3 separate regions of the Mus musculus genome follow, and all the other regions are linked to region 3. Evidence: chromatin loops called from intact Hi-C (ENCODE). Cell type or tissue: heart. All regions are shown on one strand.

Region 1 (8,000 bases), 90 kb after region 3:
TTAACTATTTTCTACAAAAATATGCTTGCTTAACATTTGCAATTGTTTTGTAACATGATACTTAAAATAAAATAAAAAATTAGCTAAACAAGCTTCCCCATTATCCCTAGCTTAATGTTTTCCGTTGCTTTTGACTCTTCCTTAAATAGTTGATGGCTGCTCCGTGCCTTTCTTGATTTTGGCCTTCACCGGAGAAGTTAGAAGAGGGCAAGAGAATAGGGACTGGCCTTATAGACAGGAGGCATAGACAGAAGAAAGCAGACATTGCTAATAAAGCAATGGACAAAGACAAGTTCTGCCTTCATGTGAGTGCTCACACACAAAACCAGATGTATGTTGGAAGCGCAAGCATGTGCACGTATTTCAGAAGAAGGCTCTGTAGGTAGAGTAATCAGTGGGGTGGAGGGTGTGGCGGAGGAAAGCAAGCTGAAGGGAGAGAAGGTCCAGGGTGAGGCCAGTGGCAGTAAAGGGAACAGTGGGCCATGTTACTGACCAGTGTGGTTTTGTTTCTTTCCTTGATCCAGATGGACAGCTCCCAGTTGATCCACTGTCGGGAGCTGGTGGCATATCACCTTTCTGCTCTGCAGTCTGCCCTGCCTCTAAATTCCGTTTATGTCTACCGTCCCCTCAAGCACACCCTGGTAACCTGTGACAAAGGAGCATTCAAATTACATCCCTCCTCTGTCTCAGGCCCAGATTTCTCCAAGGACAACAGCAAGCCAGAAGTGCCAGTCCGAGGTCCAGCAGCCTTCCACCTGCATCTCCCCGCTGCCAGTGGGTGCAAGCAAACCTCTGCTAAACGGAAAGTGGAGGAGATGGAGGTGGATGACTTCTACGATGGGATCAAGCGGCTCTATAATGAGGACAATGGTCCTGAGAATGTGGGTTCTGTATGTGGCACTGATTTATCAAGGCAAGAGGGCCATGCTTCCCCCTGTCCACCTTTGCAGCCTGTTTCTGTCATGTAGTTTCAGGTGTCAGCTTCCAGTGCACACGAAGGCTGACTACTCGGGGTGAGACTAGAAACCCAGGGAAGGCTGTGGAGAAGGCATGTGCTTTATCAGACTGACTGAAGTGAGCCAGGAAAAAAAGAAAACCACTCTTAATCTTTCGTGCGGTTACTTACAATCCAACGTAATTTAATATAAAGGCTATATTTGTAGACTCAAGATCCAAAATATATTTAAAAGTAAAGCAAAAGTTCTTTGTACTATGTCAGTTCCACCATTGTTAAATAAGTTTGCCCCATGTCAAAAAAAAATGTTTAGCGGAAAGTTGCAAACTCTCAGCTAGGAACCTTGTTCCAGTGTCCTTATTTTCCTCTTGCCTTTTCTTGCCTCGGTTGAATACTTAACTAAGCTGTGTGCTTGTTGATCTATGTATTCTGACTTCACTTGAGTACCACCCACCTTTTCTTTTAAAGTAATTCAGTAAGTAAATTATTTTTGTGTGGCAGCCATGTTTAATCCACAGTTCAAGTATGTTAGTTTGAAAAGGGCACTTTGAAGCTATCCCCATGAATCAGTGGCAGTAGGAAAAGTTCTCTTTTTTTGTGTCTCATTTCAGTTTTTAGTTTAAAATTATTATTGTCCTTTTTTTGTTTATCTTGAAGCTCAATAAAATGGCACGTAATTAGGACATTTTAAGCATTTTTGACATTTATATAAAAGAATTTCTGATAAGGTTAATATATCCAGGTGCTCACCAAAGAAACATGTATGTAATATACACGTAGATTTTTGTAACTGATCTGTTCTTGCTCATTTATAATCCGTAGAAGCAACTGTCTAGATACTGGGGCAGCCCTGATTTGAGTCTGTAACTTATAATTTAATTCATTACCCTAGTTTCATATTATGCCATTAGGATTTTCTTGATAAGGAATTATTCCCTTGTTTCTCTCTGAGCAATGTCTGGACCCTGAGCTCCCTTTGCAGTCTGAAGGCACTGCAGTCAGAACCATGTACTGCTGATAAAGCCTCTGGTAGCAATAAAATGTTGTCCTTAACGTTGGTTTGTGTAGGAGTTTTTGTTGGTCTGTTTTGCTGATGAGAAGGTATGGTTTCTGACTTCTTGGACACTTTGTTTTCAACTAAGGAAACCAGCAAGGAGCCTAAGCACAAGCTTAGACAGGGTGTTGGGTGTCCTCTCCCATTCCTGATTTTAATGGGGCTTATTAATGGTTTTATTCATTTAGGATATTGGCCATGAGTTTGTCATACATAACCTTTATTATGTTGGAATATGTTTCCTACAGTCCTACTTGTTCTAGGGCTTTTATTCAGAATGCATGTTGAAGCCGGACAGTGGTGGCTCACGCCTTTAATCCCAGCACTCAGGAGGCAAAGGCAGGCGGATTTCTGAGTACAGAGTGAGTTCCAGGACAGCCAGGACTTCGAAAAACAAACAGAAAAGAATGCATGTTGAATCTTAAAAAAAAAAAAAAAAAAAATTTAAAAAGATGGAGGGGGTTGACTGCAAGTTTCACATTTGTAGTATTTTCTTCCTGTGGGCTAGAGACCTTACAACCAACTGGGATTGCTTATGAGGGAGGGCAGGCTCCAGCTTACAGATAAGGAATTTTATTCTTAGCTCATTGATTTTTAAGTTTAACAGCAAGAGTATTTTCAGATCACTAACATTTAGAAAGTTGTAGAAGACTTTAACTGCTAAATTTCTATGACCTTGAAAATCCAATTGGAGTAAGCATTAAGTGTGCAAGGATGGGGTTTGGGAGAGCCATGAACAAAGGGTTGTATGCAAAGGATTGGCCTCACACAGGTATGTATTTTTATAAAAATCACACGTCCTCATTATCTTTCTTGACATTAATTATGGGAGCTTTGGGTTCACAGTTCAATGTGTTCATAATGTGTGTGATATGAATGGGACACCACACACACACAAACCTACACATGCACTTAGATGCACATCTGATCTATAATACAGACGATCCAGACTGCAGAAGTTGGAGACAACAGGACTTTAGCTGCTCCATCTTGAGGTTCCTTAATGCTGATGGTGAACTGGTGCTGGCATGCATCTGTGGTCCTAGCTACTAAAGAGACTAAGACAAGAAGACTGCTTTAGCCCAGGAAGTCTGGGCAGTAGTGAGACCTCTAGAGTGAGGCTGGATGACCCAGGTTCAAATCCCAGCACCCACATGGTGGTTCACAACCAACTGTGATTCCAATTCCAGAAACCATAGTACCATCGCTTTACTGGGCCTATACATACATGCAAGCAAGGCACCTACATGAATAAAAATAACAAACTTTAGAGCAGAGTATGTTTGGGTTGTTCTTTTGATTTGGGTCAGTGGTAATTAATACTTAATAGCTGCTGTCCTTTCAGCTAAATCTAGTAAATATCCAGAGCCCTCGGCATTTTTCAAAACCAGCCTGAGACTGAAATAGCAAACACTGAACACTGTAGAGCCTCGATGAAGAGTATTCCTGCATTAAGAATATTCCTGATGCTCACTTAGTTCCTTGGGGTAATTGTTGCCTCCTGGTGGTTAAAAGGTGCATCATTCTTGGGCTCTCCAGAAAGTTCAAAGGATGGGCTTAGTAACTAATCCACCAAAAGCAAAACAGGACTATGATATATTCACAAGTGAGATGAGAAACTCTCCATCCTCTGAAAGCTGGGCAAGTTGGTTATTGGCAAACAAGATGCTTTCTCTACCAGAGGAAGGGGAACTGGGGCTGAGTCGTCCATATCCCCTACTGAAAGAGTCAGGTTTTGTTAGAGTGCTCCTGACACCATGGTTGGCTGAGGAAGCTGATGAGAACCTATAGGCTAAACACTTTACTGCTTGCCTGCCCAAAAACATCCCAACCTCTAGAAGAAAATGGTGGTTAAGATGTTGACGTTCCTTCTGCGTGCTTTTCAGGAGAAAGGAAAGGAACTGTGCCAAATGTTCTCACCAGCATCCTGAGGGGTAAATATCCTCAGATCAAAGTCATCTCGCAACTTCTGAAAGCTCCTAAGTTCTTGAACCTTTAAACTATGTTAATGAGGTCTTCTGTACCCATTACTAAATAGTGCTTTGGTTTTCTGGTGGTGTTTTCAGGGGGTGGGGGAAAAAAAACATCTTTTCAGCCTCATGGTGAAACTGAGCTGTCTGGGTTGACTGGTACTAAGCAGATACATCTGTGTGCTTTGTGGTTACAATTTTACTCCATTTTGTGGTGTGTGTGTGTACTGAGGTGCTTGTGTGGATGGAGGTCAAAGGACAACTCCTTCCATCACTGGGGTCTCAAGCTAGCAGTCAGGTCTCCCAGAATACTCACTGAGCCATCTCACTGGCCTTTGTACTTACAGTTGTATGCAACTTAAGGTATAGGTGGGGCAAGCTTGTGAGCCTGAAGAAGTTAGCAAGGAGCGCCTCAGGCAAATAACCCAGAACCATGTGTGTATCTATATCCATGCGGAGTGAGTTGTACATAGTCCCACAAAAGAGGCTAGAAATAAATAGAACCGAAAGGGTGTGAAGGTGGCCCTAGCCCAGAATTTTCTGCTGTTGGTCTGAGTTGGACTTAACCAGCCATTAGGACGTGAGAGATGAAGTGCACACATGTAACACAAATGTCATTAAGGAGTTAGACTGGAAATTTTCTATTCCAGTTAGATGTGGTTTTGTGGCCTTTTGGATATACCGATGGAGGAGTAGGGCAAGGATAACTGCTTGGGCCAGCTCTGCTACTCTTTTGTTGTTTTGTTTTTTCGAGACAGGGTTTCTCTGTGTAGCCCTGGCTGTCCTGGAACTCACTTTGTATACCAGGCTGGCCTCGAACTCAGAAATCCGCCTGCCTCTGCCTCCCAAGAGCTGGGATTAAAGGTGTGCGCCACCACTGAGCAGCAAGCTCTGTTACTCTTTCTCCAAGGTATCCAAGAATGTTTTATTGCTGTAGAAGCTTTGGGGTTAAGGGTAAAAAGAACAACTCTTATCTTGACTCAGTATAACCTTCATAGCCCATCAACTGCCAGACTGTTCAGCCTGCTAATACATGTAGCCCACAGAAGGAAAAAGCTAACGCCTCTCTGCACAGCAAACCTGCTGTTCATTTCGTGGGAACAGCTCGCTTTGAGAGGACACTCCAGAATGAAAACCAGTAGCAAACAGCCATTGAGACAAGCTTGTGGGAGGATGGGGCCCTGTTGGTGTTCAGAATAGGATTCATCTTCGATAGTTGAGTATGAGACAGCACCGTTTCCCTTTGTTCCACACTTGGTATGCTCAGGAGGGACAGAGGGCAAATACAGGTAAGAGTGTGCCCCTGTGTGACTAATGCTCATGGCCACGTGGCACAGAATAAAGTACTAGAAAGGGGGAAAGGGGAAGTACTGCAGACAGCTGGGAATGCTGTCCCTGCTGCAGAGAAACTGCGAGAAGCCCAGCTTTTAATGGAATGTTACTCAATTCCTCTCATACATTAAGTTGTGCTTTGTGAGAAAGGGACAAGCTCATGGTAATATCCTCTGTTCCACTCATTTGGGAGCCACAATCTTAAGTTCCCAAGACAGACTGAATGACTCCACCAACAGTGAAACAGACATGGAATTTCTGCATCTCCTGTGATGTGCGGCAGACATCCAGCAGATCGCATACAGAGTTACCAGTGAGGTTGGAGAGGGAGGGAGTGGGCACTTAGGCTCCAATGACCATACATCTATCCCTTTCACTAGTGTGGGTATTGATAGGTGCTTGCTAGCTACTGACGTGAAGAGACATAAGGCCTAGGTATCACTATAGGCATTCAAGCACAGGATCTTTGAAGAGACAGTGCCCTGTTGGTCTCCATGGCAGAAGGATGGCTATCTGCAAAGCTTTGTGTAGGTAGATCATTAAACACGGTCACAATTGTGTATTTCTTAGATGTCCAGAAACATCTATCCTGCAGTCATTTCCAATGGTGAACAAAAAACCAACTAAGAAAGTTAATGATAAGGTACCATTGATGGTGAAATGTTTGGTCAAACATAATGACACATGGGCTTTGGTTTGGGCTGGGGGTGGGGGGTTGTTTTTTAACTTTTTAAATTACCCATCTTAGCATACACTAATCCAGGATGTCTTTCTCTTTCATAATGGATTATGCTGGTCTCAAATAGACAGCTAGACTATACTTGGATAGGCAAGTATTTGAAACTCAGTAATTTTTTTAAAGTTTGGGGGGAAAAATAAAAAGGCTATTGCCTGCAGAAACAGGTTCTGTGGCTCAAGTCTTTCCCACAGTGTAGATGAGCGTAAGCCAGTGCACTTCTTATTCCTGGTGATGGTCCTCGGCACAATTCCACAGGAGGCCCTGAGGACCACGGCTTTGTCAACATCTGAGAAAAGGAGTCATGTGAAGCAAAATGCCAAATCAATGGCAGTCAGTCTTAGGAGACAGGACACAAGATACTTGGCCAGTGATGTCCACAGCAAGGTTCTCTATGGTCACTGAATGGAAGCTAGCTTGCTTGGAACCCCCTCACTTCTCATCTCGATCTTAGTATGAAGAGAAGAAGAGCAATGAAACTACACACTCTCCTTAGGCAAAATCCTGCACCTGACCTGATTTTTAAACATTGCTCAACTATCACCTGAAACAAAATGCATTTTGAAACAAGTGAAATGATAGTATAAAATTGATATTAAATGATTTTAAGTTAAAAATGAAGTAAATTATACTTAGTGGTTTCAACATGACCTCATGTTTAACATAGCACCGCTATATGCTGGCATCAGAGTTGGTACCCACGCCCCGTCCATTAGTCACAGCACTGAGTTTCTGCCACTGCGTACGGTGAAGGGGCATTTGGGCAGCTTAGTAGCTCCAGTGAAACTGCCTTTACTTACACTTAGAAATACTTTCTAGTAACAAGCTGCTTGCTAACAAACTCATCCGGTTGCTCTAAGGGACCTCTTCCCGAGAATAAGAACTACTGTGTCTTCACTGGCCGACAGAAGCACTGCACCTTTCTCACAGAGGGCACCGCCCCAAAGGCTTCTGACCAAATGCAACTCGCACCTCCCATGGAGATGAAAGTATTTTAAGATGCAAACAACGCTGTAGACAGTAGCGAATTTAGAAGGGAACTTCAACCATTCTTTGCTGATGGGAATTTGGATAGTTGGATTAGATTGATAGGGATCTGGCAGGTGTCTTTTGTCTGACAGGTGAATATTATTTTAAGTGTCCTGACTCAGCCTAGACCCCGGTCAGCATTGGAAAACATAAGCTAACTCAACTGGCACAAGTGTTTCTACATGTGGGTGGGTTCTAAGTTTTCTGATGTAAATGCTTTGATTCCTAGCAGGCCTTTTGCAGATACTGTGGAGAAAGCCCTGTGAGTCCCTCTGAGAAGATATGAACTGAACCTTTGTTAACACAGCAGTGACCTGGGAAAGGTGTGTACAGTTTGGTGTTCATTTCGTGGTTTAAAAAAGAAAAGAAAAAATGGATAGGAGGTAAAGCACAGCTTCACAACAAATTCAAAGGCAGGGATGGGCCAGACAGGATTTTAAGTTATCTTTAAATATAAATTGAGCCCCAAAGGCAGAAAAGTCATTTACCCAACACTGGCACAATTCAAACATAGTTAAGACTTGTAGATCAAAACTCTAGTAACAAAAAGGGGCACTTTAAAATTGCATCTAAGAGAAGAACATATTAAACAGAATTCTCCCCTGAAGTGAACTTAGGATTGCCATGATTTTTGATACCAAAAGTTTGAATAACAAATACAAAATGCAGGAGTGGCTAGTTGGAATTCCCCACCCCCAAAACGAGCAGAACCCCCTCCCCAAACAACTTCGGTAAGGGATGCAGGTAACAGAGTCAAATAAAAAAAAAAATGGTTCCTGAATTTAAAGGTAGGATGCCCACTTCTTTCTCTCAAGAGGCAGATGGTCAGCTGAAAAATAAAAACACCGTATCAATAGGACATTCCGGAGGGAGAACTGCAGCCACCTCTGTGCATGCAATAGCATTTTTTTTTTAATCCCACAC
Region 2 (8,000 bases), 63 kb after region 3:
AAAAAAAAAAAGAAAAAAAAAAGAAAGAAAGAAAGAAAAGAAAATTTAGTTTTTTCCCAAGAGAATCTCAGTGGGGAAACAAACTACTTTTAAGGGTAGGTCACATGCAGAAAATGAACTAAAATGGCTTAGAGTAGTATTCCTAAATTATAGGTCAGGACCCCTTTGGGAGGAGGGGAGAATAATTTTATGGTTGGGTGTCATCACAACATGAGCAACTGTATTAAGGGGTCGCAGCATTAGGAGGGTTGAGAACTGCTGGCTTAGAGGTTCCTTGTCTTGTAATGTTGTGTCAAGGCTTTTTTTTTTTAATCTTTAAAATGTATTATTTTATATTCATATTCTCTCTCTGTCTCTGTCTCTCACTAGAGTACCCTACAGGTCCTGTGTGTGTGTGTTTATATCATGGCTTCTAGTTTAGTGTTTTTATGGGATTCCTGAGTGTGCAAAAGAGTTGGTCTCTGCATCTGGATCTGTTCCTTGTGCCTTTCTTGGGCTCTTTCTCTTCTGTTTTATGCTATTTGAATATGTTAGTTTTTGTTGTATCATCTTTTATTGTTATCTCTTAGAAGCCAGTTTGTTTTCTAATGAGAGACAGAAAGAAGATGGATGGAGAAAGGAGGGCGAGTGTGGAGGAACTGGGAGGAGGAGAGGGAGAGGAAACTGTAACTAGGATATATTATATGAGAAAAATATTTTTCAATAAAAGAAAAAAGGATGTATTCTAATATAAAAAAGATTAATAGGCTTATCTTCTTTACATATAAAAATGTGAACACAGCATTTCTATATTTCTTGAAAAAATTAAGTATATCAAACCAGTGTATATTAATTTGATTAATTTGTGTTGTTTCACAAGTGTTTGACCTGTGTGTGTGTGTGTGTGTGTGTGTGTGATGCTCCCAGAAGCCAGAAGAGAACACTGAATCCCTTGGAACTGGAGTTACTGGTGGTCATTAGCCACAGTGTAGGTAGTGCAAATTGAACATAAGTCCTCTGGAAAAGCACCCAGCACTCTCAACCACAAAGCCTGGAACTCACTATGTAGACCAGGCTAGCCTCAAACACTCAGAGATTCACTTGCCTTTGCCCCTCAAGTGCTGGGACCAAAGGCATGTGCCAACATGCCTAGCATGTCTAACAAGAATTTTAATTATCCCTTCTCCAAAACAAGGCAAAACACTTTAGAAACCAAAGTAAAAACTACTCACTAGAATGGGAAAAAAAAAAAAGATTAAAGGCAAACCAAAAATATAGTGTTTTTATTCTATAATTTAACAAAGCCAGAAATATCCACAGGGACAAGTCCAAAGTGGTCCCTGAAAGTACAGGCAAGTGTGGAGTAGGTCAAGCTGGGGTTGAGTCCTAGCTGTGTCTTTCTGTGTGGTCAACCTTAGACATCTACTGTCTTCCACTGCACAGGGGCAGCAAAAATACCTACTGTATAGAGTGATTTCAGGATTTAAAAAAAAAAAATGATGCGCTTATTGCCACAACTACTACATCATGAGCCATAGTCTCAAAGTCCATGTAGAAGGGTACTCTAAAAACTTATTATTTGGGAGCCATTCCTAATCAATACATTTGTCTTTATAAGACTTCTTTTCTCAGGGGACTTTATAACTTTCTACTGTGCAACAGTGCTTCATGTAAAATACAGTTATCAAGCAAGAAAAGATCCCGAACCAATGTTTAACGAATGAGTGGTGGTGGGTTGAGAGATGGTTCGGGGGTTGAGAGCTCTGGATGCTCTTCCAGATGACCTGGGTTCAATTCCCAGCACCCGCATGGCAGCTCCCAACAGTGCATAAATACCAGGGATCCAAACACATGCAGGATGTCTAGACAACACATGCTGTAGAACAGAACACCCATTCACATAAAATAAAAGGTTAAATTTTTTTAAAATAGTGAAGAATATATTTTTCTTTAGACAACTGACACTGGTTTCTAGAAGACACACCATCACAGAAGGCCTATTTCAGGGAATGTCCCAAATACACAGGTCTACGGAGGAAGGAACTCACATGGCTTTGGGCTGGGGTGGGCACAGCACTGGCAGGTGATTCGGGAAGGATGCTAGGTTTATTTTCAAGGTGATGAAAATGTTCTGAAATGGATTGTGATGATGAGTGCTCAGCGAGGTGAACCACATGCTTTAAATGGATAGTTTACGTGTCAATAAAGCTGCTACTGGGAAAAATGGGAAAAGAGTCATCTAGTATCTCCATGCGTAACCTCCTTTGAGGTTATTTCTGCATCCAGCAGGACTTACATTCTTATGGCTTTTGATGACTATTTTGCCAAGTTGTTTGATATAAGAGTTAAGCCAATGAAACATAACCAGGAGTATTTAAGAGCTCTCACTTAATTATAAACTTTTTTTTTGAAGTTCATGAATGCTAGTGGCCATTTAATCCACGGTAAGATATGGAGATATACACGTAACACCAGGCAGCTGAGAAACCACTTTCTGTTGCTTTATCTTTTACCTCTTATGAACAATGCTTCTGTGACCATCCACATAGAACTTCTTTTTAAGAATGCATATTTTATTTTTAATTATGTGTATATATGTGCATGGGAGCTATGCACCTGCGTACTGCAGGTCCCGATGGAGTTCAGAAGAGGGGATCAGATGACTAGGAGTGAATCACTGTGAGCCACTGTAACTTGGGTCTTGTACTTGCCCTTAACTAATGAATCATCTATCCAGCTCCCATATATATGAATTCACACACACACACACATACACACGGCCACTACTGCTGTGCTACACTCTTACCCAGTCTTCCTTGAAGAAATGAGAGGCAGAAACGATTCCACGGTGTCACAATAGTTGTGCCACGATAAGTTATGCAGAAAGGCCATACTCTTGAGACTTTTATCCAGGAAAAAAAAATGTTGGTCATATTAAAAAAAAAAAAAAGAACGTGTAACAATACAGAAAAAGACTAGATGGGGGTGGGAAATGCAGGCACACGTAGAACCTACTTAAAACCCTCCAGTGCTTCCTGAGCCCCGCTGTGCCCTATAGAATCCTCTCTGACCTCAGCTTTCTGCCCCTTGAGTCTCAGAGGCAATGTAAGCTTCAGTGCTTTCCATATGTTGCTTCCTGTGCCTATATTTTTCTTTGCCCAGTGGTTTCAAGACTCATCTTAAATGTCACTTCCTCAGAGAAACCTTTACTGAGAGCCCAGAGCAGGTTAAAGGCGTTTCCACACTGGTCTGAAATTTTCCATCTTAATCCTTCTGCTACTGACACTTGTTTATGAGGTCAGAAATCAAATACTGAGAGCCTTTCACATACAGAAATGCAGTATAAAACAAACTATACAAGATCCAGGCCATCCATGAGTTCATATGGGGAGGGGATGGCTATAGAGTAAAACAGTCTTTTGGGTAATTTCATACAGTGATCAATGGGTATCTCTGTGCCTGAGTTGCAAACTCCTTGAAGACAGGAGCCTTTTGTTTTCAAGCTAATTCCAGTTCTGTAAAAACCTGATCGGGTTTTTTTTTTGTTTTTGTTTTTGTTTTTTTCCAGTGATGTAAAATGAATGCTTGACTAGGTAAATGGTTAAGTTCCAGGTCTCCCCTTCTTCCCAAAGCTATCTGCATTCTTTTCATAAGTAGAACCATTGTAAGATTTGCAAAATTTACCAACTGGAGTAAAAAGTACTCAAGTAAATAAAACACATTTAGTTCACATTCGTTAAGGACCTAGTTAGTGATAAACAGGACCCTGAAATACTAGACATACTGGCTCATGACTAGAATTCCATTGGCGCACAGCCAAGCCGTCAGTAGTCTAATCCACTGTTTTTACAAGTAGCCTTAAGCACGCAGGATATGATCCCCTTAATTTTCTTAATTCTAAAGTGCTTCAGTCTCCCATCACCCACAGGATGGTTAAAAAGATGCATGTCCTTACTCACTAATAGGAACGGGACAACATAATTTTGCGTAAGGTCAACAAAGAATGTGATCTTTACACAAAAGATCTCCATCCACGTCTAATAAATTCGTTCAGGAGGGCTAAGGACAAGTTGGGCTGGGAAACACTGGGAGACTCTAGGTTGGGCGCAGGCGCTCACCCAGAAACCCTTCCCTGAGGCTAGGCTCCTTTCTTTCCAGAGGCGCATGCGCAGCACACTCTCCGGCCACTGCACGCCTCCTCGGCTAACAAGCCTCTTACGTCACCGAACAGGCGGCGGGGGTTCTTCCGCGCGCCCGAGGAAAAAGAGTCCGCGCACCTTTCCTTCTCTTTGTGCACACAAAATGCACTTTCCCTTTTCATCCCAGTCCCAGCGCCTTCCCCAGGTCGTCTCCGGAAGCTCGTCTTTGTTCAAACTCTCCTGTGCGTCCATAAGACACGGAAGTTCGTCTTTGTTCAAACTCTCCTATGCGTCCGTGGGACACCGGAGGTGGCCAGGAAGAGACGAGAACACTGGCGTTGTTTACAGACACGCGCGGCCGAAATCAGTCCGCGAGGGCGGGGCTAGGCGGCCGGCGCTTTTTCGTACGCTCCTCCCTCCCCAGCCTTCCCCCGCGAGCGGACGCGCCAGCGCCTCTGTCTCGCTTTTTCTTATTTTCTCCCCCTTTCCCCTTCCTTTTCTTTTCTTTTTTCCCCTTCCCCCCTTCCACCATTTCCCCTCGGAGGCGTTTCCCTCGGGCAGGGGCAGAGCCGGCCTCACCCCGCGCCTCTCCCCGGCCCCCGCCGCCCTATGGCGAGAGGGCGCCCCCTCCTCACCCGGGCACCAGCGGCGGCGGTCGGAGGAGCGGGACCGGCGGCGGCGGCCTCGGGCCCAGGGTCATCATGGAACTAGTTCGCTGAGTGACCCCTCGGCCGCAGCCGTGCGTCCCGCCCGAGTACCCGCGCCCGCCGGCCCGGTTTGCCCTCTTCTCCCTCCTCAGACGGCCCGGCCCTGGTCCCGCGCGCCCCGCTGCCGCGCGCCGAGGATCATGAGGTGGTAACGGGCCCCCGGATGACCCCGCGTCACCACTGTGAGGCCTACAGCTCTGCCGGGGAGGAGGAGGAGGAGGAAGAGGAGGAGAAGAAGAAGGTGAGGGCGGGGGCGCGGCGCGGTCGCCGTGCGCGCCGCTGGAGTGGGAGCTCGCGGGGGCGCGCGCCGCTCCCCCGAGGACCGGTCCCCTCGGCGAACCTTTCCTGGGCACCTCGGGGACCCCCTCGCCGTCTCTGGCAGCGCTGCGTGGGTTTCCTTTGAGCCCGGCCTTTTTTTCTTTTTTTTTTTTTTTTTTGGTCCCCAAGTAACTTGTAGCCACAGCCCGTCACCGACTGGGGTGCCAGTTCCAGGCTCCGCGAGCCAGTGCTAATAAAGAAGGTGACACACCCCCACCCACAGAAGCCACCGATCCCTCGTGACCACCGAACATAATTTACCGGGCAGAGTATTGTGAATGTCAAGCCAATAGTTATCTTCCTCTGCCCTACCCCCCCCCCCCCCCGCCACCCACACACCGCGCGCGGGAGTGTAACGTCGTCTAGGGCTTGGGCCGGTGGAGGAAACTAGAGAGGTGAGGGAACTGAGTTGCATCATAAAGGACAGAAAAATGCCGAATTTTGCAAGAGCTAAATGCTCTCTGCAGAGTTAGCCTGCTCCACCGCAGGTCATTTAGGCAGAAGTTGAACATTGTGTAGTAAATTCGTGGAAAGTGTGAGGTAAATAGATCAACGAGGTAAATGGATCAACTGAAGGTCTTAGAATAGCAAAGTAAAATACTTACGTTTCACTTTGTCAGTGAAGAGCCATTGAGTGTTTGAACAGCAGCCTGGTAAACCTAGAAACTTTCTGGACAGCTAGGGATGGAGACATACACACACATACATATATGTATGTACCCTGTCTTAAAAGGGGTTAAAAAAAGGGTTAGGTTAAAAGCCAAGAGTATTTGTTTATTCTGGTCAAGTAATTCTTAAAAATTAAGAGTATTCAACCTACCTGTGTGTTTGTTCATCTTTTAAATGGATTTAGTAATTCCACCATCATAGGGTTAAACAAGGATTACTTAGAGTAATATGAACAATAGCTAGCCAAGTAGTAGCAAAGCATTGAGGGCTATTGATAAGCACCTGACAAGGGTAAGCTGTGATTTGGGGGGCAGGGAGGTACAGTGCTAAAGTTTGGAAACTGTTAGTGGTAAAGATACTCATGATTAGTTGAGAAAGCAGGTCTAGCAATGGTCATGACAGTAATTACATACAAAGGCAGGATTATGTCCAAGTATGGATACAGAAAGGCAGGGTAGTGTGTTTCTGCACAATTCTAGACGGTGATGTGGGATCGCCTATGACCCGGTATTGCTGGTTCATAAAGTCAAGGAGGGAATAGTAGCTACAAAAACCTTAAAGGCTCACATTGATCTTCTCTGTTCAGAAAAGGAAGGAAGGACCAGAAGTCAACAGTCAGTACAGGATTATTAATAGAGTTGGCATTGTGATCACCATAATAGGATAATTATGTATTGATGAAGCTTGCTATTAATGTGGTTGTTTACCGGCATTGTGTTCCACTCTTAAGATCAGGGGGTCCTGGATGTATGTTGGTAGTACAGTTTGATGTAAGGTAAGCATTATGCTAGCTTGTTAATGCAAAATCTAAGCCTTTTAATAAGCATGAACAGTATAGAAGTATTTGAGACAATGGGAGGAATATGTAAAGCTATTTTAAATGTTAAGGAAAATTTAAAGTTTAACAGTTCATTTAGAATATGCCAAGCAAAAATCAAATTGAGCACCCTAAATTTGTGGAAAGTAATTTCATAAGTTCACAAGTGAAAAATTATTTTTAAATTATAGAAAATTATCTGGCATATATATAGGTATATATGGATTTCATATTTATATTGGATTCCCTTCTAATTATGTATATGTAAATATTCTAAAACCACACATACAATATATGAAAAAATTGGACACATTATATAAGGGATGCCCAACCTCTATAGCCCTTTTGTTTTTAGAGACTAAAAAGATAATTCACATTTGTGCATGTAACTAATAGTGGGTAAAGATGAACAAGAAACAATAAAATTCTATCATTAAAATAAGAGTTGTCCTGAGAGGCTGAGGTGGGGCATTCAGGGCTGGCCTGGGCTACATAACAGGAAAGTTCTCATGACACTTTTAAGGGTTTATGTTAGCAAAATTCCTTATTCATTTAGCTTAAATCTCTTATATGTTAGAGGATAGACCTGTAAGTTTTCTGTAAAAGGAGCAAAAACTGAATTCCCTGCTACCTGTGAGCAGCTGTCTTAAAGGAGTGTAAAAATGTTTCTCCTACAATATTGACAAATAATTTACAACTTAATTCTATGCATATTTAAGTTTTTGCCCATTTTATAGTCTTGTGAATGTGGTGTATACTCCTGGACTCTGTACCCTATGGATAGGAGTGTTTCCATTCAGAATCACAGCACAGTTAAATTTAGTAAATGTAGTTCTGAGGCCTGCAGTCAGTACCTCTTTAGGTAATGCTCCTGAAAATTGCCTTGTTTTTATACAGGATCCAATTCAGTTAAAGCTGCATTTAAGCCTCAACTTCTTAATACTAATTCTCAATTGATTCAGTGTTTTTCCTCATCTTGTGTCAACAGCTAATTATTTGAAAAGCCCAGGCTGATAATAAATGTGATATGTAACCAAGGGTGACTTTGAACTTCTCATCCTCTTGTCTCTACCCAAATTGACAGGTGTGTGCACAAGGCCTGGTTTACAGTTCTGTTTGTTGTTGTTGGTTTTGTTTTGTTTTGTTTTGTTTTGTTTTTTAAGTTTAAGGACATTTTAAATTTATTTTAAAGACCAAGCCTGGCTGTGTAGCACAGGTCCTCAGAAGTTCTGAGATTACAAACATGCACCGCTTCCTATGCTTACATTGTCTTTAGGTGGAGGTTAAGTAAATGATTTGGGATGTTTTAATACAAGCATTTTCAGGAATTAATTTTCCCCTTAACCCCACTTTCTTTGTATCTTATACGTT
Region 3 (8,000 bases):
GCAGCTCAGGAACACTGTAGTAGCTGCTGTGGAGGTTCTGCGCAGTGCGTCGCGAAACAATCCATACCAGCTTCTTCAGATCAGGCTTGCAGCAGCGAGGCGAAGAATACTCTGCTAGACATTTAGAAACCAGTTCCCTCCAGTAAAAGAATTCAGTGTCGCTGAGCTGCGTAGGAAGATGAAGATGCTGTAACAGTGGTTCTCACACTTTGCTGCCCCTTAAAGTCACATGGTCATTGGTGCCAGGTACCCTGATTCAACAGATGAGAATATGACCTGGCTGCTAAGTGTCTCTAAAGTCCTACAGTCAATTGTAATGTGCAGTCAAAACATGGGAACTGCTGGTTGAAATAACACTCCAAGTATTACTTACACAGGAAAAAACCCACAAAAAATATCTGCCTATTCTAAGAAAACACCAACCAAGTACACTGTTTAGTAGTGCTGAACAAAAGAAATTTAACATCTGCTATAAAAATTGTTTTCTTTCTGTAATAAATGTTTCTTAAACAAATCACAGTTTCAATTGCTTATGGTACACATTTTTATTATGACAGAAGATACAAACTAAAGTTAGCATTATCAAGGAAGTTCCCAAAGGCAGGTCCTCCCCACCTAAAGAATGCTATCTGGACTGATCCCACCAGACATGAAGATGGTCTCACGTATTACTGCCATGCTCACGTTCAGAGAGAGAGAAAGCTGTGACAGACAGAAGCTAACACAAGGCTTCTGTCCATGTTTTACAGGCTCACTGAGCCCGGAAGTCCTTGCATTCACCCACTGTGTGGACTCCACTGACTTCCTGCTCACAATCCTCCCACCTCAGTCTTCTGAGTGATGCCATCACCTCTGACTTAAAAATGGATCCTTTCAAACCATTCTGGCCTCTATATTCCACTGAAGCTGGCCATATTTAGCTCTTTGTAACACAGCAACTAGCAGTCCCTACATATGTCCTCAATGATCTCCTTTGATTCTCATTAGCCCTTTCTTCAAAACTCAGGACAAACTCTATTGTTTTTAGGGTGTGTGTGTGTATGGGGGGGAGGGAGACAACTTTATGAAGTCAGTTCTCTCACTGTGGATTCTGGGTACTGAATTGAAATGGCTATCCATGTTTCCCTATTCACCTACATACTTGGCTTCTAGAGAGCTACCTTTTGAGTTGGATACACTTACCTTGTTTGTGACTGCAGCCTGGATATTCAACCTGCATGTCCAACCTAAAAATGACTTCCCCAACTTACTTAGCCTACCCATGTCTTAGCATAAGCCCTTGCAGTCCAAACCTTCATTCTCACAGATGATGGTCCAGGCTCCCAGTCAGCACACACATCCTGGATTGTCTACTTCTTTGCTAATAATCCCAAACTACTTCTCATATTCACCATTATCTAACACTAAGTCACAATATAACAAGCATACCGTTTCATGTTAAATTTTGCATTTCCTTAACTAGACTATTAGTTTAAGCAAGGAAAAGCACTGGGCTTTTGGTTTTGGTTTTCACAACTGCAAAAACTTACAGAAGTAGCCCACCTAAGGAGCTTTAAAAAAAAAACTGCTAATGACCTTTGGTAGTGCTACTGCGATGACTCAGCTCTACAGACACAGACATGAGGGGATTCCTCGATCACCTTGGTATAGCTAGTATACTTTCTGGTCCACAGCTAAGAACAGTCATTGGGGATATGCACCGCTCTCCTGCCTTTGGGCACGCCTAGCCAGGAGTGTACTTAGAGTATGTTGTAGTGCAGAGTTGAGGACTAGGACAGCTATCCTGTATAGGGCACATAGGGCACGAGTCCCCAGAACGAGCACCTGCATTCAGAAGGAAGCTGACCAAGTCAGAGTTTCTTCTGGACTAATACTGTCTGGGTCAAAAAATTCTAACACCTGACCTACAAGAGAAAAATAAACAAAGACATTGAAAATTTCATGAAGGATTGTATCGAGTAATTAAGACACCACAAGGAAGAAAAAAAAAGGTAACACAAGAAAAGACGATTGCTTAAAAAAACAAAAACAAAGATATTTACCTTCAAATGTTTTTTAACAAGCAAGAGAATTTCCAGCAGTTCCACGGATTTTATCGTTTCTATTTCCAAATTGAGAAGGCACAGAGCTAATACAGATGGCTACAAAAAAATAAACAAACATTAGGGAAAAAAATCAAAATAGAATCTTGTAAGACAGACCTGTAAACAAGAAAGAGACTCACTCTTGCTTTGGAGAAGACAACTCGGCAGTTGCAAGCTTTCAGCTGCGCTTCGAGTTTATCGAGGCTGAGAATCTCCTTCCTGTACAAAGCAAGGGGGGCTGTGGTGAACCCTTACAACAGTTCCTTCATTTCTAAGCACTCACATCCAAGTCGAAAGTCTGGACAGACTAAAACAACAATCTGTTGGCGGCAGCCACGCTGAAGGCCTGGGGTGACTCCGCTGAGCCCCACTCACCTTTCTGAAGTGTGACAAAATACAATCGCGTGGTACAAGTGCAAAAAGTTTAAGGCAGTGGTAGCTTCCAGCTCATAGTGCAGTTTCTCTGAGATGATTTTCTCCATGCGTTTAATGTCAGACGCTGTGCATTTACACTGACTGATGCGGATCACATCGTGCGTGGGGGGAACGTCACCTTCTTCTTCCGCCAGCCTGGCGGCCAGCAAAAAGCAGCAGACGCCAATGCAGGACAGGTGTTTCGGTTTCACCTAGAAAACAGAACACGAGGAACCAATCATACTTTGATTTGGCAACAAACGACGCTTGAAATAATGCCATGTTGCTTCTCTTAGATGCACTCACCTTTACCCACAATCATTTTACATTTCAGACCACCATAAACTCTTTAACAAGAAAAAAAAATGGCTATATAAGCATTTATTAAATTTAAATGCAAATTAAAAAAAATCCCAAAACTGGTTTAAAAGCTTGCTTTCTGGCACTGAAATATAGTTTGTATTTCTGACTTAGTAAAACTGAGAATAGTACATCTTCCCTCAAAAAAAAAAAAAAAAAAAAAAACTCTCTGAACACATACCACACACACTCTCCTGACTGGATGAAGGGAAACTATTCTGCATCTTCTCTTTTTGTATGAAACTCTACCATTATGTGATGTAATCTTGCCCAGGAAAAGCACCCCCACGAACCCTGCAGGGTGGAGGACATATGTACAGCTGCTGCTGCGGACAAATGGCTGCCCTTTTCTTCTCAGGGCCCTAAAAAGTGACCCAGCAGCTGACAGCGATCCTATTGGCCAGAGAATTTCCATGTTTTTAACGGTTGCTGCTGACTATTAATAAGACGGTGGCTGCCTGCTTTGAAGGGCCTTACAGAGAAGGGAGCAGATCAACGTTAGCATAATTTTATACTTCTTTGTCCTGCTTCAGTGTTAAAACCACGAAGGCTCCAAGGGAAACAGGATAACTAATGAAAATCTCTCTCTCTCACTCTCTCTCTCTCTCACACACACACACACACCACACACAGTATTTTATTTTTATAAAAAGTCTAGCTTCTTTCCTCTCACTCAGTTTGGGCACTTTTATAAATGAGCCTGTAACAGATATTACAGTATTTTTCACAAAGTGAATTTTAGTTAATTCTTCTTGACTCCCTGAACCCCTGGAAGCACGCACAGAGTACTTAAAGTATAGTGGCCTGCCTCTGTAATGTCTTACTAGAGGACATGTTTAAGAGGCACAGCAAAACCTTATTGAAGACGCAGAAATACAGTTTTCCAGTCTCTCTAGTATGAATGATCACAATTTGACTAATATAAGTTTATAATCAGGAGGCTTTATTACATTTCATTTGACAAATATTGAGCCCTGTATGTGTTAGAGACTGTGTTGGGCACTGGCCATTGGAAACATGTTGATTTGTCAGAAGTGGAAACACACACTTTTGACCCTAGCACTTGGGAGTGGGAGGCAGAAGCGAGCAGAACTCTGAGGTTGGAGGCCAGCCGAGTCTATAGAACTAGTTCCACAACAGTCAGAGCTACACAGAGAAACCGTGTATCAAAAGATAAAATAAAAATTAACAAAAAATAAAGATATAAAATATAATATGGATTTTATAAAAAGCAATTAAATACCTTCATAAGGGCCAAGAATCTATCCAAAATATTGACAGCCAGAACGAAAGTTTCAGTGCCAGATCCAAAGAAGTTAGTTAAACTTCTTAAATCTTCCACTTTGGCATTTCTCAGTCTTGAACACAAAGTGTTATCATTCTGAAATTAAAAACCAAGAATCAAAGTTTATTTTCTTAGAATGGAATAGAGGTGGTTCAAAACCTACTCTCCCTTTAGTTTTCCCCATTGTACACATGACCTCCTAAAGCTATCACACTACGTTCAGATAAATCACTACTTTTAAAATTTATCCAATACAGAACTTTAGCCAACTCAATATAACGTGAAGTGTTGCCCCACCCAAGGTAGTTACAGCAGAATGTGGGTTCCTTGATGAGGTTTTTCTGACACAATCTAAGATCCTATTAGAAATATTCTCTAGGAATTTCCCACCACCAGAAGAAACGCCTCTACAGTACACTTGGTATAACTTCCACATTCACTAAAAACAAAAGCAGAACCCTTTCACGTTTCACGTTTTTTCTTAGTACGGTGAGGCCAATTTTGGATTTAACTTTTTAGCCTTTGGTACTGATTTGGTACGAGGAAAACCAAAAAGTTACCTTCCCACCTTCCCCCAAGTCCTATCAATTCTCAAATTTACCTCCGGGGTAGCCTCCATCAAGATCAGCCCTTTTTCCCGAGGTTGGTATCTCTGTTCTTGTTCCAGGTAGAAGTTCAACAATCCGAAAAGCTGAACCCCTTCGCCACCTGCCAAGTGCTTGGCCCCCAAATCCTTCATCTGCAGCAAATACACCGCGGCCGGTTAAGAATATAATCCGGATACGTAGGGTGTGAGAGCAGAAGGAGCTGGCCGCGATCCCTCCAGCTAGGGGCGCCCCAGATCACGCAAGCCAGAACCGGGTGAGGGGGGGATCGGTCACGTCCGCCAGCCTCAGGGGAATCCTCCCCTAAAGACATGGAGGCGTGGCATGGGGGGGCAGTATCTCGGTCACCTCCGCTGGCCAGGGCTAGTTCTGATCAGCTCTGTGGCCGACAGCGTTTGACGTACAGGAAAAGTGTCCAAGAAGCGTAATGTCCCCTACTGTCCGCATCACCTGGACAGCACAGCAGGGACTTCTAACTAGACTCTAGGCCCTAGAGGAAAGCGGGGGACCGGAAGACTGAAGCCACCGAAGCGGGTTCTGGGGCGGGGCGTTGCACAATAGGAGAGAAGGGAGGGGGAGTCTCGAGACTGAACAAAGAACTGGAAGGAGGCGGCTTCGGAGCCCCGCCCCGGGAGCCCGTCGCGGAGCCCACCTCCAAGCTACCCCCGCAGCTTCTGCAGCTTTGACGAGCCCCGCAACTCGAGACAGGGCGGCCCAGTAGCTTGGGGGATGCTGGGGAGACAGTGGGGAGTCCAGTACGCCCGCAGCGAGCAGTAGCCTAATACTTGGGCTCAGTAACGGTGCGAAGCCCCGGGGCTGTCAACCCACCGTATAGCCTCAGAACACCCTGGAGCCCCTGTCAGTCCCTCAGCTGCGGCTGGGGGACTCCACCATCAAAGCAAACCGCGATCCAGACCCGGAGCCACCAAACCCAGAGCCACCCGGGAGGCCCACTCACCGTGTCGGCCCCGGCGTCACGGACCGGCGCGGCGGGGGCGTCCGGACCCGTCTCCGAGCTCAGGGACCAGCCTCCTCAGCGGCACCCCGAGACCCGCATCCGACCTCCCCGCCGCCGCCCGGCCTCACAGCCCCGGCTGCATCTTGCTCCTCAGCGGGGCTCAGCGCCCGCCCTGCACCGCCACCTCCTCCCGGCTCCGCCGCAGCCTCCGGAGCTGAGCAAACCCCTTGTTTTTGTTTTGAGTCTGCGACGCCCCCAAGGGGCGGGGCGCGTGACTGCGCGCGGAGGGATCCTCGCTCGCTCGCCCAGTGGATCTGAGAAAAAGAGTCCCTGCTCCGAGCCTCAGTTCCCAGCCTCTCTTGGCCCCTTCTGTTCCTCTTGGCCTTGCGGAGCCAGGATCTATGGTAGGGAGTGGAATCTGGATTCCAGCCTCATTTCAGAATGGAACCGGAAGGGAGCAAAGATGAGCGAGCCGATCGGAGAGCGGAAGGAGACAGTTTCTGGACGCCTCACACCTTTTAAAGGTCCCCCGATTTGTTTTGTTTTCGCTGTTTTGAAAAGTCCGCCCAAAGTAGCGGGCTCCCTGATTGGACAAGGGTGGGGCAAGCCGACTGCTGAGGACTTGATTTAATCTCGAATCTGGATTGGCTGGCCGACTGGCTGTTGCGTCCTCTGATTGGCTCTCAATATATCCCGACTCTCTTATCTTCTTCCGGGGCCTTAGCAACTCTGGGGTCTGGATTGCGCATGCTTGGGTGGGTGGCATTTGTGGTGCTCGGTTACGTGCCGGGGTCCACAGCTGCCTAGGAACTCTAGCTCAGTCTAGGCGAGGCCCGAGGCTGTCGCCTCTGGTCACACCCCGAAAATCCGAGGTCACATAACTCTGTAACAGCGTTTCCAGGAGTGCAGAAGGGCGTCCTGAACTTCTTAGTTGTACCACCGGTGTATTTTGCAATAAACAGTCAAGCTCTTAACATTCCAAGATGCTTACCGAGATAATTTTTTTTTAATCGATCTGACTCAGGAAAGAAAAAAAGCTAAATTCAACTAGTTGGTTACACAGCTGACTTGTTGAAGTTGGGCGGTGGGTAGTAGAGACTGCATTACAGAATTGTGAGTGCATTTGTGTGCCTTGAAATTTTTTTTCCATAATAAAAAGTTCAAAGGAGGGACCTTTCAATAAAAACTGCAGATTGATGAGGGTATATAGATATCTAATAAGTGTGCTTCTAGAGGTTATGGTTGTACTGTTTGCTTTTGGTTTTAATGAAGGCTCCCACAGCCTCTTGGTTCTTGATCGCCCATAAATTATCATTTATTGTCTATTATAATTAACGTTGTTATTAAGCTGACACCTCTCCTAAGGCAGAGCAAAAACCAAACCAACTAGATGCCTTAGGCAGGGCTAACTTTCACACGGAGTGGAGTATCTGTCGGGAGGCAGGAAAATTCCCTAGATTGTTTTGGTTTTGTTTGTTTGTTTTACTTTCTATTCCCTCAGATCTCTGCCTCCTAACAAACATGCAAATCGGTAACTTAGAGCCTTCATGAATTCTAAACAGCTAGCCTCTCCGAAATGAATTTTTTACTCTTGGGTGTGTTTTCTGTGAGTCACTTTGGAGCTTATAAACTACTAGAGGGCACCTAGTACCGCTTTAACAGCTGAAGAGTTACTCAAATAGATGGCTTTGTGTATTAGCTGGAAAGAGACTCAGACATCTGTTTGGAGCACAGAGCAGCAGAGGAAGAGAACACCAAAGGGCTAGCTAGCATTCCAGTTTCAGAGGGGTGTGGCCTTCTTGGTTTTAGAACATAAAATATTAGCATACCACTTAAATGATTTACAGGTTATATAATTTTATTCGAGGTGTGGTTGATCTTTTAAGCATTATTTAAATTATTACGTTAGTGACGTACATCTGGATGAAAGTCCATGCTTGTAAACTCGCACAGCAATTGGCGACTCGATGAGAGAATGGAGCTATGATTAAAGTTCAGACATATCTTGCAACAGGGGAAAAGCCCAGCTAACAGGGTCAGTGGTGAGAAAGAAACAACTGATGAGAGAAGTTTAGGAGCCGAACAAGAAGACTGGGGAGAGCTTTGTGTTCCAATGGCCAAAGGTAGAAAAGGAGCCAGGGCTATAAAATAAGTGATGTGAAAGAGGAAGTGTAAAAGAATGTGGCAGGAGATTTTATAAATAACATACTGTATGAGACAGAAAGGAAGAGAGCCAGCCAAGTGTGACGGCTGCAAACCCTGCACTTGGAAGGCTAAGGCAGGGGCATTGCGGT

The links. Peaks named below come from ENCODE experiments on the same cell type or tissue, not always from the same donor. Only the 100,000 strongest peaks of a DNase experiment are listed, where the experiment ranks them.
Region 1: a loop joins it to region 3, with 4 times the contacts of the local background. A loop is called at or near these places in 10 of 42 quality-filtered maps.
Region 2: a loop joins it to region 3, with 7 times the contacts of the local background. A loop is called at or near these places in 28 of 42 quality-filtered maps.

Annotation. Positions count from the first base shown.
Region 1 is chr5:93,175,945-93,183,944 of GRCm38, reverse strand. It overlaps Ccni (cyclin I), which reads left to right. Exons shown (of 7, transcript NM_017367.3): 7 at 525-2,012. The coding sequence ends at 968. It also overlaps a transcript of Septin11 not described here. Among named protein-coding and RNA genes, the nearest start is that of Ccni, 27 kb to the left of the region's middle. In heart, a CTCF peak has its summit at 3,517 (motif pointing left); no DNase peak of the experiment used is centred here.
Region 2 is chr5:93,202,980-93,210,979 of GRCm38, reverse strand. It overlaps Ccni (cyclin I), which reads left to right and starts at 4,485. Exons shown (of 7, transcript NM_017367.3): 1 at 4,485-5,066. 2010109A12Rik (RIKEN cDNA 2010109A12 gene) reads right to left here and starts at 4,462. Exons shown (of 3, transcript NM_029363.1): 1 at 4,257-4,462; 2 at 2,786-2,881. The coding sequence starts at 4,300. In heart, no CTCF peak of the experiment used is centred here; DNase peaks (open chromatin) are centred at 4,169, 4,479 and 5,009; H3K4me3 peaks cover 3,087 bases; H3K27ac peaks cover 3,280 bases.
Region 3 is chr5:93,265,504-93,273,503 of GRCm38, reverse strand. It overlaps Ccng2 (cyclin G2), which reads right to left and starts at 5,931. Exons shown (of 8, transcript NM_007635.4): 1 at 5,707-5,931; 2 at 4,745-4,882; 3 at 4,102-4,239; 4 at 2,460-2,710; 5 at 2,225-2,303; 6 at 2,043-2,141; 7 at 1-166. The coding sequence starts at 4,882. In heart, CTCF peaks have their summits at 4,956 and 5,986; DNase peaks (open chromatin) are centred at 4,993, 5,393, 5,963 and 6,363; H3K4me3 peaks cover 3,836 bases; H3K27ac peaks cover 3,323 bases.